Regions from separate parts of the Homo sapiens genome. Here region 2 is linked to region 1. Evidence: chromatin loops called from intact Hi-C (ENCODE). Cell type or tissue: mammary epithelial cell. All regions are shown on one strand.

The links. A loop is a pair of places that touch in the nucleus more often than their neighbours do. Peaks named below come from ENCODE experiments on the same cell type or tissue, not always from the same donor. Only the 100,000 strongest peaks of a DNase experiment are listed, where the experiment ranks them.
Region 2: it touches region 1 in a loop (17-fold over the local background); 2 of 110 quality-filtered maps call a loop at or near these places.

What each region holds. Positions count from the first base shown.
Region 1 is chr3:84,545,067-84,550,066 of GRCh38, reverse strand. No RefSeq gene overlaps it. Among named protein-coding and RNA genes, the nearest start is that of LINC00971, 320 kb to the left of the region's middle. RefSeq lists enhancers at 1,133-1,687, 1,688-2,243 and a silencer at 1,913-1,972. In mammary epithelial cell, a CTCF peak has its summit at 1,992 (motif pointing left); no DNase peak of the experiment used is centred here.
Region 2 is chr3:85,191,526-85,196,525 of GRCh38, reverse strand. The region is part of intron 1 of CADM2 (cell adhesion molecule 2); the gene reads right to left. Among named protein-coding and RNA genes, the nearest start is that of SNORA95, 130 kb to the right of the region's middle. In mammary epithelial cell, a CTCF peak has its summit at 2,761; no DNase peak of the experiment used is centred here.

The DNA of each region.
Region 1 (5,000 bases):
CAATGAAGACATACCTGAGACTGGGTAATTTATAAAGGAAAGAGGTTTAATTGATTCATAGTTCTTATACAGCTGGGGAGGCCTCACACTCATGGCGATAGGCGAATGACGAGCAAAGTCACCTCTTACATGGTAGCAGGCAAGAGAGAAGACGTGCAGAACAGAAGGGGGAAAAGCGCCTTATAAAACCATCAGATCTTGTGAGAACTCATTATCACAAGAACATCATTAGGGTAACCACCTCCATGATTAAATTGCCTCCCACAGAGTCCCTCCCACCACATGTGGGGGTTATGGGAACTACAATTCAAGATGAGATTTGGGTGGGGACACTGCCAAACCATATTAATGTGTTATTGGTATTTCTCTCTTGACAGTTTATCTTAAAATGTTTATTAGTGTTTAAAAATTTTGTATAAAAATGTTCAATATTAAACTGTTTATATTATAAAAAACAAAAGATAATATAAATTTTTTGTTCTAAAAATCACACTACATGCAACTGTCTACAATGTAGCCATTAAAAGTATGTATTAATTGATTTAAATGTAAGTTATGTATTAAAATAAAAGTAGATTATATAATGAAAGATATAACAGGATCTCATTTATAGTGTATTTGAAATTTAAAGTATATCTCTTTTTATAAAGCATCTCTATCATTTATACCTATTTAAAAATCACCATTTGGCAACCTTCAGAGTAAAGATTAATGCAGAAATATATTTGTGAATGTGTACTAAAACTGGTGTGTAAAATATTTGATGAGGAATAAGTTATTACACAAAGGATTTCCCCATGAAATAGGTACTCAAAATGGAAAAAACAACAACAACCCAATTTTGCAATGATAAAGGCTACTAGAGAGCACCTTAATCAAGCTGTCAAAGTTAACATCAAGAATGATGGTAGAGAAGGGGGACAAGATAACCGACTAGACCCAGCCAGGAAGCGCTGCCTTCACCAAGAGAGAGCAAAATATCATGTAAACCAACATAATTTGAGCAGGTATTCAATTCAGAGGATGAAGAAGCAATGCAAACTCCGAGGCTGAAGAGGGAGAAAGCTAGAAATCCTGTGCTGGGGACTCAAATGCTAGGGCTAGTTCCCAGCCCCAGAGGGCTCCTGGGAAATGGGTGAGTGAAGGGACTGAGGGACAGCCCATTCTTGCCACAGACTGCTGGTTTCTTAATTACAGAGGATTCCATGTCCCCATTGGATATTTCAGCTTGCAGGGGATCTGCCCAAGAGTAGGAGGAGTCAGAGCTTCGGCCGGCATGGAGCCCAAGGGCTTTTGTTCATGGAACAGTTTCTGCGGAATGTGGCTATAGGTGCCCATCCCCCTAGCGGCCACCATCGTCCTCCAAGAAACTCTAGTAGCAGCTGACTGCGGGCCAGGAGAGAGCAAAGTCAGTTTCTACCTGAGGACAGGGGCACATCTGTTCTGCCGGCACTCCTGAATGCCAGTCCCTTCCAAGGTCCCTCCCTGGCCATACCGCAAGAGTGTGTGCACAGCGCACACTCCACAGCCCAGCCTGGGTGATTTGCTCCCAATATTCCCAGCAACGTGGGAGCCCTTTGGATTCCCAGAGCAGCTGGGCCAGTTTCACGTCCCAGGGCTGTTGCATACAGCTCGCAAGGGCTGAACCAAGGTCTGTGGCTGGCATCCAAGTGGGGGAGAAGGCCCCACTCTCAGAGCACTGTGAGGAGTGAGATGCATGGGTTCATGGGACGGTGCAGGACGGGAGCATACCTCCTTCCGCAGTGCCAGTCCAGAAAAGGTGTGGCCTATCTTCTTGGAGCGGCCTGTTTGGCCCAAAACACCAAAGGAAATGCAGGTGTGGCGCCAGTGACTGGGGCCGGAGGGGGGTCTCCAAAGGCCCAGAGTTGACCTGGTCAGAGGACATCTCTCCCTTCCCACTGCAGAGCAGGCCTGGGAATGCAGAGAAATACGAAAGAGCTGCACGGCCGAGTAACAGCCTACAGACCGTTAATTTTAAGCGCCATCTACTGGATTACATCTCAAACTACAATACCTAAAGTATTGAGTGACTGTGTAACACCCCTGTGAAACCAAGGGCAAAAATCCAACCACAAAGATCCTATACAGAGCTTTGGCCCTCTGAAAGCACCTGGATAAGAACCTGACTGACTGTACTCAACTAACCCCACAATTAAGGGAACACCAGCTCTCCCAGAAAGAGAATCAGCACAAGAATTCTGGCAATTCAAAAAGCCAAAGCATTCCTTTGTCTCTAAATGAGCCCACTAGCTTTCCAGCAATGATTCTTAACCAGACTGAAATGACAGAAATGACAGACATAGAGTTTAGAATCTGTACGGTAAGTAAGCTCATCGATATTCAGGAGTAACATAAAATGCAATCCAAAGAAGCCAGGAAACCCAGTATAATGATCTCCAGGAGCTGATGACAAAATAGGCATTTAAAGAAAGAACTGAAAAATTCACTACAAGAATTTCATAATATAATCACAAGTATTAATTGCAGGAAAAAAAAACTGAGGAAAGAATCTCAGAGATTGAAGAACTGTTCTTTAAATCAACTCAGTCAGATAAAAATAAAAAAGAAAGAATATTGAAAAATAAACAACATCTCTGAGAAATACGGGATTATGCAAAGAGATAAGACCTATGACTCACTGGCATTCCTGAGAGAGAAGGAGAGAGAGTAAGTGACTTGGAAACATATTGGAGGGGATAGTCCATGAACATTTCACTAATCTCAATAGAGAGGGTGACATACAAATTCAAGAATAAAGAGAACCGAGGCTAGATACTATAAAAGTCGACCATCTCCAAGGCACATAATCATAAGGTTCACAAAGGTCAATGTGAAAGAAACATTCTTAAAAGAAGATAGAAAGGTTAGGCCACATACAGTGGGAACCCTATCAGGATAGCAGCCAACATCTCAGCAGAAACCTTACAAGCTAGAAGAGATTGGGGTTTATTTCCAGCATCCTTGAAGAAAAGAAATTACAACCAAGAATTTCATATTCCATCAAACTAAGCCTCATAGGCAAAAGAGAAATGAAATTCTTCTCAAACAAACAAATGCTGAGGGAATCCATTACAACTAGAAAAGCCTTACAAGTGGTCCTTAAGGCAGTACTAAACATGGAATCAAAAGAATAACACCTGCTATCACAAAAACACACTTAAGCACATAGCCAAAAGGCACTGTGAAGCAAATACACAATCAGCTTTCCATAAGAACCAGCTAATAGCATAATGACAGGATCAAAGTCTCACATAGCAGTACTAAAACTGAATGTAAGTCGCCTAAATGCCCCCATTTAAAATATACAGAGTGGTAAGCTGTATTTTTAAAAAAGAGACAAGATCCAACCATTTGGTATTTTCAAAAGACCCACTTAATATGTAATAGCATCCACAAGTTCAAAGTAAAGGGATAGAGAAAGACTTACCTTGCAAATAGAAAAAGAAAAAGTGTTGGAGTTGCTATTCTTATATCAGATAAAACAGACTTTAAACCAATAACAATTAAGAAGGAAGAAGAAGGGCTACGTAATGATAAAAGGTACAATTCAACAAGAAGACGTAACTATCCTAAATAGATATGCATCCAGCATTGAAGCACCAAGATTTATAAAACAAGTTTTTCTTGAAATACAAAAGATGTAGATAACTAAACAATAATAGAGGAAGATTTCAAAGCCTCACTATCAGCTTTAGACACATCACTGAGGCAGAAAACTAGCAAAGACATTTTGGACTTGAACTCAACACTTGATTAATTGGACCTAATAAATATCTACAGATTATCCCACCCAACAAACACATAATATGCATTCTTCTCATCTGCACACAAAACGTACTCTAAGATTGACCACATGCTCAGTTATAAACCAAGTCTCAAAAAATTAAAAAGAAATAAAATTACACTAAGCACAGTCTTGCACCATAGTGAAATATAAATAAAAATCAATATCAAGCATATCTCTCACAACAAGACAAACACATGAAAATTAAACAACTTGCTCAGAATAACTCCTAGGTGAACATCAAAATTAAGACAGAAATGTAAATATTATTTGAAATTAATTAAAACAGGGACATTACTTAGCAAACTCTCTGGTATGAAGCTAAAACAATGTTAAGAGGAAAGTTTACAGTACTAAAGGCCTTCATCAAGAAGTTAAAAAGATCTCAAATTAACAATCTAACTCTACACATAGAGGAACTAGAATGAAAGAGAGCAAACTAATCCTAAAACTAGCAGAAGAAAAGAAATAACTAAAATTAGAGAAGCACTGAATAAAACTGAGTTGCAAAAATCAATAAAAATAATCAATTAAACCAAGAGTTGGGTCTTGGAAGAACAGACAAAATTGAGAGACTTCTACCTTAATTAACACAGAAAAAAATAGGAGATCAAAATAAATACAATATGAAATGACTGATGATGATATAACTGATCTCAAAGAAATACAGAAGGTCACAGAGATTATTATGGACAACTCTATGCACACAAATTAGAAAATCTGGAAGAAAAGGATATATTCCTAGAAATGCAAAACCTCCCAAGATTGTACGAAGAGGAAAATGAGAACCTGAACAGACCAATAACAAGTTACAAAATTGAATCAGGATTAAGAAAAAACATACCAACCAACCAAAAAAAAAAAAAAAGAGTCCTCAGTCTGGTAGATTCACTGTCAAATTCTGTTAGAAGGAAGAACTGACACCAGTTTTACTGAATGTATTCCAAAAATTGAAGAGGGACTCTTCTACTCATTCAATGAAACCAGCATCAGCCTGATACCAAAATATGGTAGAGACACAATGGAAAAAGTAACAAAAACTTCAGGCCAATATCCCTGATGAATATAGGTACAAAAATCTTCAACAAAACATTATCAAACTAAATCCAGCAGCACATAAAAAACGTTAATGCACCACAATCAAGTAAGCATTATTCCTGGTATGCAATGATGGTTCAACGTTCACAAATCAATA
Region 2 (5,000 bases), 650 kb before region 1:
TAGCTTTGGGAAATAATTATTAAAATTTAACTACTCTCCTGATGAGTCATAATTTTAAAATAGTATCATCTTATAAATTATAACAAGGTAGGCATTTGATTATACTTCAGGATGTAACTCATAACAAACTGATGGAAGAGATCCTAGAAAACAGTAGTCATTGCCTCTTTAAGATCTGAATATATTCCACAAGCTACCAGAAAGCTACAATTTATTTTTATTTTTGTTAACACAAAATAAAACCTTGTACAGTCAATTCATGAAGCCACCTCATAAATTTGACACTAATTTTAAATTATGATTAATAATAACATGTTTAAAATGAAGGCAAATTGTCATAAGACGAGCTGGAGGTAGAAAAAAGTTTGGCAATTCAAACTCTCCAGCACATTTACCAATCTGAATATTCAACAATTGAAAATCACTAATACTAAGTAAACCAGCTGCTGGGGACACTCTAACCCAGCATAAAGATTTTCCATGTGCATAATTGTCAGACTCAGATTAAATTTTTATCCAGGAAAGAGTAGTATTCAAGATGACTTGGGTAAATTGTCTGATTAATTTTGTAAACAAAAATAAAATAACTTTATTCCTCACTGTATTTCAAATATTGCAATAGCTCTGTTTAAAATGACAACTGTTTCATTATATCTAGATAATATTTCATTTTCCATTGCATTTTATCAATTAATAAATAAAACACTATTTTAGGTGAGGAAATGATACTTAGCCCTTTTATTTTACATACCTTTTGGAAAAAATCTGAATAGAAAATTGCAAGCATAAAAGAAACTTTCTATAAACTTTGGAGTTTTAGGCACATACTTGTCACTCAGCTTTTTAACACATGTATGTAAATTTATAGCCTACTTTGTTGCAGACTTCAAGCTCAAATTTTATAACTAGATATTGTGGCTCTACTGACATTTTTTGAATCAATTACAAAATGTGTGTGTGTGTGTGTGTGTGTGTGTGTGTGTCTTGCTGGTTTTCATGGTTTACACATATTGTCAAAATATATATTTTTATTATGAAATAACTGTCTCAGAGTCTCACAGGTGAGGTCATAGCTTACATGGGAGACACAGAGGTTTCATAGTACCCAGGTTTTACCTGATGGGACTCAAGAGAGCCTCTGGCATTCCTTAAAACTGCTCATAGATATGGTGTACAAAGACCCAGAAAGATAGAAAACGCAATTTTGACTAATGAGAGGCAGGAGACTTGAAAAAGCCAATACATAGTTTTTTAACTGGACTCTACAGAAATTAAATAACTTATATAACATCACTTAGTCAAACAATTCAACTACAATTTAAATTCCAAGTCTTACTATAAAAGTAATGCTTTCTCAATACATCATGTTGCCTCTTGACATGTTTTGGGCATGAACCCTTGTATATATGCAAGACTTTGAGTACTTTTGCCACTAAATCCATATTTCAGTAGATTTTAAACTGCTTCTCAAAGTTCAGGTTTCGTCAGGACCACTAATTGGACCGGTTAAAAATGCAGAGCCAGGCACAATAGCATGCACCTGTAGTCTTAGCCACTCAGGAGGCTGAGGCAGGAGGATTGCTTTAGCCCAGGAGTTCATTTTTTTTTAAACAAAAATACAGAATCTGGAACTACTTCTATTTCAAGATTTTTTTTTAATATTTGTTGATTCTAATGCAGGTAGTCCTCAAGTTGAACTTGGAAAAACTGTAATATTATGCATCCTGGAATAATGGGATCACGACACTTCTTAATCTATGTAAGAATGCTGCTGAGAAAACTGTAATTCCTGGGTAGCAAGTATGGTGGTTCTAATGGATGAGGATTCTAAAGTCCCCATAACAATAATAGATTTCTTTCTGCCACAGATTCTATGACCTAGATTCTTATTTATCTTCCCTCTGCCTCCTCATTTTTTAGCCTTATTTCTATTCTTTATTCACGTCTTTCCTTCATTCACACTCTAGTGAAATATAGGCATTTTCTAGATCTCCATCATTAGAAATAAATTCTCTTTTCTTAGATTTTCAAGATTGCCACCATCATCACAACTGTTCTAACAAGCATTTCTTGGTCTGTTTGGTCTGCCCAAGTTAATCACCTCCTGCCAGTCCACCATTTTTTCTTTGCTAAATGAATTATGATCATGTCACCCTCCTATATAAAACTTCTCATTAGTTTCCCAATGTTTTAAGACATACTCAGTAGTCTACGCTGTTCAACAAAGCTCTACGGTTTCTATTCCTTCTCTTGAGCCTTGTCTTGCAACATCCTGCCCCACACTCTCTCTGGTCCAGAATAATTGAACTTTTTAAAGACCCTCTTACCTAGCGCACTTACATATGCAACAAAACTTTGCAAAAGCGCTTCCTTCTCCCACAACCCCTGCTTTATGAAAACCACTCTTCTCTTCTTTCACCAACATATCCTCCAGATTTTAGTTCATAAACTACTTCTTTAGGAAGGCTTCTCTGACTTCCCTGCCTGGGTAAAATCCCTGTTATACAAACCACTTGGCAACACTTTTGCAACTGCCACTTTATATTTTGACATAATTATTTGATTATCATCAGTCTCCCCACAAATGGACTTTAAATTAAACAGGGTCAGACCATGTCCGCACGACAGCATTGGCTCTCCTTGAGCCCTCCTAGGTAGCATTTGGCATGTTTTAGGTTTTCAGTTCATACATTTGTTGAATGCATGAAACATTAAAAGATCCTTTATGTCACTAGGGAGTTAGGAATTACATTGTGGACAATAGAGGGAGACATTTTGTAAGCTAGGGCCCAATATGATCAAATCTGCAATGCAGAAAGAAGCTTCATAGCAATTAGAGATCACATTGGAGTGAGGAGTGACTGTAAAAACCTAGGGTAGGAAAAGTGAGACCCTCTATCCATTGCTAACTTTTTTTGTCTGGAAAGCAGCAATGGATAGAGGGTGAGGAGTGAGGATCCTAGTATTTGAATAAAATGTGGGCATAATGTGAATCACTGATAAATTGTTGTATATGCAGGAATTAGAATGAGACTATCAGGAAAATCTATCACATAAAGAGAGCAGATTTTAGATAAATTATAAACTCATTGTTGAAAATTATGAGTTATCCATGAAAAGCTTTTACAATTTTTTAGATAGATCTGCTAAATTTTTTAAGATTTTTTAGATAGATTTTTAGATACAAATTTTTTAGATAGACTCCTTAAAGTCTATCATCATCAGCATAAAGACACACATAAAGACCAGAGAAAATGATCTATCATATCCTTGATATCATTCTTTCTAGCTATCCAGTTAAAAATGAAGTCAGACAACTAATTTACAAAGTCCTATGAATCTTTCAGAAAATGTCTCATATATCCCATATATACCCTATATTTTAATACTTTTCTGTCATATCAAGACTTCCTACTTGGAAATGTAGTCACACTTCTTCTTTATTTATACCATTGTGATTTCTGGAACTTCAGACATTCATTACTTTAGGCTTAAAAAGCCAAAGCATCTCCCTTTCTGGATAGCTTCTGCATCTCTTAAATCTCCTGCCTATAATCCATCATTTATACTTGCATCATTTATATTTCCAGAAGAATCTCCTTAAATGCTGTTTTAATCTTAAAAGAATCTGTAATATTTCTCTATTGTCTTGATCACCTTGGTCAAATTTGGACTTTTTAAGGCCCTTGTAAATATACCCATCTTATTTCTCTGTTATCTAACATTAACCCTGTAGTAAGTTAAATCTTGTAGTTACACCTTTTCTCTTGCTCCATGTCAGTCTGGTACTTTAAGTAGCAAGATAAAAATCATACTTCCCACCTCCCGCACAAATCTTTCCAATTTTTCCCATTTCACATTGATCTTCATTTTTATGGATTTTTTATAGGTTACTATTTTTAAACTTTATATATATATATATATATGAATTCATATATATGTGTGTGTATATGTACATATATATATATTCACTTTTAAGACTTTTTTGGGGTTCCTTCCTACTTCTCCACTTCTTGGTATCTCACCGGGTATGGCTCAAGGCACTTAGCACATGGCAGGTGTTCAGTAAGCTGTCTTTGCAATGGCTAAGGAAAGATGAGCTCTTGTGAACATCTAAGAGAACAATTTTTTAAAAATAAGGTCTAGAATATATGTCTTTATCTTAATGTCAACATGACATACAGAAATCCACTACTGAGCTAAAGAGAAAGATGAGTGCTGTGTTTACCAAATAATTGAATTCTAAGACTTTTATTTAAATGTTGAGGAAGAAGCATTAGAATCTTCCAGTAAAGAGCTGCTTCATATCTTGAAAATTAAATTTTGTGTGTCCTAATTACACCATTTAGTACACCATAAAGTTGATTTGACAGGCCCCTAATCTCTATGCTTCTTTCTAGACAATTTGATGTCTTTTTTTTTTACTATGAATGATTTATTATAAGTTGTCAATAAATATATCATTTTACAGGTAAAATTTTATTTCATTTGAACAACTGAGTTTATGAGACATTGTCCAACAGAGTTGGATTGAGCTTTGTGTGGTTAAAAAAATACACACACACACACACACACACACAACTGTTTCATCTTATTACTCTCTATTCAGAGGCAGTTCTACAAGATGAGGTTGCTGACCCTACATGTGGAAGCCTTCTGAAAACTACAGGCTTTGAATTAGTTTAGAATAAACACCTCCAGAAATTAACAAAACATTGTATCTGATGACTGGTATTTGAACAAATTAGATCATCATTGCCTATCAGGGTTCTGAATTCAGGGATGATTTGTGCCCCAGCTGTCAGATGGAACATTAATACACTCACTTATTCCTTTGTTTATGTATTTGACAACTATTTGGATGTATAGTGGATCCCCTTCTCTGATGGTGTTTATAATTAGAGCTGCTGGTTTACATTAGACACTGTGACTGCAGTCAAACCGTCATCTATTTGGAGCCAAACTTGCTGACAGGTTCACAATCCCAACTTTGAGTAAAT